Regions from separate parts of the Homo sapiens genome. Here region 1 is linked to region 2. A link is an interaction called in ENCODE POLR2A ChIA-PET data of the cell type or tissue named here. Cell type or tissue: OCI-LY7. All regions are shown on one strand.

What was found. ChIA-PET counts read pairs that join two places held together with the same protein. Peaks named below come from ENCODE experiments on the same cell type or tissue, not always from the same donor. Only the 100,000 strongest peaks of a DNase experiment are listed, where the experiment ranks them.
Region 1: POLR2A ChIA-PET joins it to region 2 with 12 read pairs; 2 of 35 experiments call an interaction of 5 or more read pairs at or near these places.

Annotation. Positions count from the first base shown.
Region 1 is chr18:23,944,338-23,946,837 of GRCh38, reverse strand. LAMA3 (laminin subunit alpha 3) reads right to left here. Exons shown (of 75, transcript NM_198129.4): 70 at 554-694. Among named protein-coding and RNA genes, the nearest start is that of LINC02958, 37 kb to the left of the region's middle. In OCI-LY7, no CTCF peak of the experiment used is centred here; a DNase peak (open chromatin) is centred at 947; H3K4me3 peaks cover 715 bases; H3K27ac peaks cover 704 bases.
Region 2 is chr18:23,637,819-23,640,318 of GRCh38, reverse strand. It overlaps ANKRD29 (ankyrin repeat domain 29), which reads left to right. Exons shown (of 10, transcript NM_173505.4): 4 at 1,372-1,470. Among named protein-coding and RNA genes, the nearest start is that of ANKRD29, 24 kb to the left of the region's middle. In OCI-LY7, no CTCF peak of the experiment used is centred here; no DNase peak of the experiment used is centred here.

The DNA of each region.
Region 1 (2,500 bases), 310 kb before region 2:
TTTGATATTAACAGTGTTTGGTTTTCAAATGTTTATTTCTCAGGGTTATCTATTATTTATGGTAAAGAATATTGGGTTTCCATTTATGGGAGAGATAAAAAGATCCCATAGAAGCACATTTAAAATAAATAGTTTGATGGAGAGAAAACAGTTAAGCCAATGTTTTACCTTATGGCAAAGATGGTGAAAATGGCACAAATTACTGTAATTTGAAACACATTATGTTAACCAAAAAATCTCTGTCTATAACCTAAAACCTACGTTTTTGCATTCCCTGGAGGAGAAGCCAATAGATTCAGGTTTAGGAAGTGGCAGAGAAGCTCTATCTTCACCCTTTCAGGGCCTGCGTCTCAACCTGCACCTTAGAAATGAAGGCTTTGGGTTAAGAAATGGGCACTTACTCTATGTGGTTGTGAACATTAATTAGATCCTTAAAAATCATTTAAAGTATTTTGAGATTCTCATATGGTGAGTATTTTGAATATCTCATACAATTATGCCTATAATATAAGGTGAATTGTTTCTGTCCATGGCTCTGAACATAACTATTTACCTTTGGTTTCCCTGATGGAGGTGATCCCAGGTAAACTGGCGCTCTGATGCTGATGGTGGAGTTTCCAGGCAAACTTCCCTCCCGGGCCCTCAGTCCATCCACAACCAAGCGCCCCTTTTCCCCATCATGGCCAAACACCACCTTCAGAGTAAGAAAGATACGTGAGTTGTATTTTTACCTTTGACAATTGGTGTTGTATTTTATTAAATATTAGTGGCCAAATTAAAAAAAAATGTTTTCATGCTCCTTCAAATAGCTTCAAAAGATGAGAGATTTTTTCCTCCGGTTATCACTATCACCATCGTTTTGTGAGATTATGTGAAATACTGAACAAACTGAGCTCAAAAGGGGAACTGAAAAAAAAAGGTTGCTTAGAAGTGAACTAATCAAAAGAGATTATAGAATTCATCTGGAAACTTACACAAAAGAGAAACAGTTCAAGGCACAGCCACAGGCAACCCCCTCCATGTAACAAAGGGGCAGGGACAGTTTATACAGTGCTGGGGACGGGGGTGTGTTGGAGTCGTGGCACCCTGGGCTGGCCTCTTGGAGCAGGTAGAACGAGGGCACTTCTCTTCAAACAAGAGGAGTGTTTAAACTCTTTGCTAAAATTTCTGATCCCTGGGGTCTGGTGTGGATTCTGCCATCTCATAGGTGTGGTGAGACTATTCACTACGGACACTTCCATTTATATGCCAAGCTGTGACCTTTGGCCTCTACTGCCTGCTGACACCTGGGCTTGAAGGTCTGACAGGCCACTCAACCCTGAGATGTTCACGACAGAAATCCTCATTCTCCCCCAGCTCTGAACTGCTCTCCTCCTGGCCACATCTGCCTCTTCTCCATCTTCATCTCAGTAAATGCCCACTAATGACTCAATTGCTGGCCCCAAATCACAGGATGTGATCTGGACCCTCTCTTCCTCTCACCCTCTATATGTGATCCATCAGCAAGGCCGCGTGGTTCTACCTTCAGCATGCGTCCTGGCGGTCACTTCTCCCGACCTCCCCACAGCCTCCGCAAGCAAAGGCAATAGCAGCCATGTGGGCCCCCTGCTGCTACTCTTGCCCCCTGGCAGTCTCTTCAGCTAAAGAATTAAATAATATATGAATCTGTACATGTAAGAGTTTTATTTTTTTTATTTTTATTTTTTTGACAGAGTCTTGCTCTGTCGCCCAGGCTGGAGTGCAGTGGTGTGATCTCGGCTCACTGCAACCTCCACCTCCTGAGTTCAAGCGATTCTCCTGCCTCAGCCTCCTGAGTAGCTGGGATTACAGGTGCATGCCACCATGCCCAGCTAATGTTTGTATTTTTAGTAAAGATGGGGTTTCACCATGTTGGTCGGGCTGGTCTCGAACTCCTGACCTTGTGATCAGCCCGCCTTGGCCTCCCAAAGTGCTGGGATTACAGGCATGAGCCACCGCGCCTGGCCAAGAGTTTTAAGACTCTTTAAAAGCTTTACAGACACTTTCAAATAAAGTCCAAAGTCGGAGCTTGGCCTTCAAAGCTTAAATGATCTGGGCTCTGTCTTCCTCTCTAATTCCATTTCTTATTGCTTTGTGTTTTGTTCATTCAGCTAATTCCCACCTCCAGGTCCTTGTTATTTGCTCTTCCCTCTTCCTGGAACCCCCTCCCCATAACTTCATGTGACTACCACCTGCTGTACCAGGGCTTTCTCTACTGCCTTATTTAAAATAGTCTCCCTGCTCTGTCATTTTCTTACCTTGCTCTAGTGTTTTCTCAAAGCACTTACCAATCTCTGACATTACATTGAGGATTGTTTGCTTATGTGTTCCAGGAAGGCAGCTGAATGACTAAGGGAATGCAACTTGTCAAGTCACTTACATTTTCTGAAGTCCAGTTGCCTCATTAGAGAAATAAATAGGTCCCTTATTGCCTTAAATGGTATTTCTTGAAATCTGGAATGGCTTTAAGCAAGAGCCAAGA
Region 2 (2,500 bases):
TCTCTCAGATCTGGAGGCCAGAAGTCCAAAATCAAGGTGTGGGCTGTGCCGCACTGCCACTGGAGGCTCCTGGGGGAATTCCCTTCCTTGCCTCTTCCAGCCCCTGGTGGCTGTCAGCACTCTCTCCTCAATGCCACAGCTCTCCAGTCTCTGCCTATGTGGTCACATTGGCCTCTCTCTGGGTCAAATATCCCTCTGCCTCACTTCAAAAAAAAATTTATTGTTTTTTATTGTGGTAAAATACACATAATGTAGACTTTACCCTCTTAGCCATTTTTAAGTGTACAGTTCAGTCTTATTAAATGCATTCATAATGTGGTACAACCAACATCATCACCCATCTATAACTCTTTTCATTTTGTAAAACTACACAACTCTGTATCCATTAAATAATAACTTCCCATACTCCCCTTCCCCCAGCCCCTGGCAACCAGCATCATACTTTCTGGTTCTATAACTCTGACTACTTTAGATATCACAGCAGGCTGGGTGCAGTGGCTCATGCCTGTAATCCCAGCACTTTGGGAGGCCAAGGTGGGCAGCTCACTTGAGGCCAGGACTTTGAGACCAGCCTGGTCAACATAGTGAAACCCTGTTTCTACTAAAAATACAAAAAATAGCCAGATGTGGGGGTGCACGCCTGTAATCCCAGCTACTTGGGAGGCTGAGGCATGAGAATCACTTGAACCTGGGAGGCAGAGGTTGCAGTGAGCCGAGATGGCACCACTGCACTCCATCCAGCCTCGGTGACAGAGCAAGACTCTGTCTCAAAAAAAAAAAAAAAAAAAATCACAGTAAAATCATACATAGTTGTTGGCCTTTTATGACTAGCTTATTTCACTTAGCATAATGTTATCAAGGCTCATCCATGTTGTAGCATATGTCAGAATTTCCTTTCTTTTTAGCTAAATAATAGTCCATTGTATGGATACATCACATTTTGCTTGTCTCCTCATCCATAGATGGACACTTCAGTGCTTCCACATTTTAGCTGTTGTGAGTAGTGCCTCTGCCTCACTCTTAGAAGGACACTTGTCATTAGATTTAGGGCCCACCCAGATAACCCAGGATAAGCTCTTCTCAAAATCCTTAACTTAATCACGTCTTTTGCCATAGAAGGTAATATTCACAAGTTTTAGGATGGGGACAGATCTTTTGAGGAGCCACCATTCATCCCATTTCACTAAGAATAAAGTTTTCCTTTCCTTTTGTCACTTCTCTGACCAAAAAATAAGAATCTGTTCAAATTTAGCCCCTTCCTAGGCTAGAAGTTTTCTATGCAAGGATATTGTTTTGTTTTCTTTGCAGATGTTCAAATCAAATGTAAGATAACCAAATGTCTTTTAAAACTAGCCTCTCCCTCTCTCCCAGTCAGGTACAACTGCCCTATTCTTTGCCGCCCAGCAAGGCCATAATGATGTCGTGAGATTTCTCTTTGGATTTGGAGCATCCACTGAATTTAGGACCAAAGTGAGATAACCTTCTTGATTTTGTATTATGTTGAAGAATTTCAGCAGCCATGGGTATTGCTTTTCTCCTCATCTATGGTACGAATTTATGTTTCCCTTTTTACAAGATTCTCAAACCTAAGTAAGTGGATTTCCTCAAGGTTACTTGTAGTGGTTCAGGGGTAGCTCTAAGGGTTCTATTCAAAACGTTACATTTTTACTCTGGGCTCACAATTGGAAAATTTTATGGGGAATTACTTCTATCCTTTCCTGAACTGATACCTTTCTACTGTAGAACACTAAATTTTGTAACCAGGAGGGATACAGTAGCAGTGGCTTTCTAACTTTCCCTGTTTCCATGTTCTTTTTCCCACTGAAGATTAATTCTGATACTATGATAGGAATTGTTGGAAGTATTAATCTGATCCTACTAGATCTGAGACATTTCTAAAGAGGGTGGTTTGGCAGACAGCTTACTTTCATGAGCTATCCTCACTGAAATACATAATACATAGCTACAGTTTACATAGTTGGGAAACTATATAGTGGTTCTTCCTTTAAAGAAGTAATTGGCTAGGCGCGGTGGTTCATGCCTGTAATCCCAACACTTTGGGAGGCCGAGGCAGGGGGATCACGAGGTTAGGAGTTCGAGACCGGCCTGATCAACATGGTGAAACCCTGTCTCTACTAAAAATACAAAAAAAAATTAGCCAGGCGTGATGGCACATGCCTGTAATCCCAGCTACTCAGGAGGCTGAGGTAGGAGAATCACTTGAACCCGGGAGGCAGAGGTTGCAGTGAGCCAAGATCACGCTACTGCACTCCAGCCTGGGCGACAGAGTGAGACTCTGTCTCAAAAAAAAAAAAAAAAAAAAAGAAGTAATTGATTTTCATTTTTGACATATAGATAAGAAAGCTGAGAATGTAGAAAGATTAATTTCATGTTGACAGTATGATTTTACATGATAATATTTTGTAGTAGCAGAATTTGAACTGCCGTAAGATTTTTGTAATTGTCAGCTCATTTCTAGCCTAATTATAATTTTTAAATT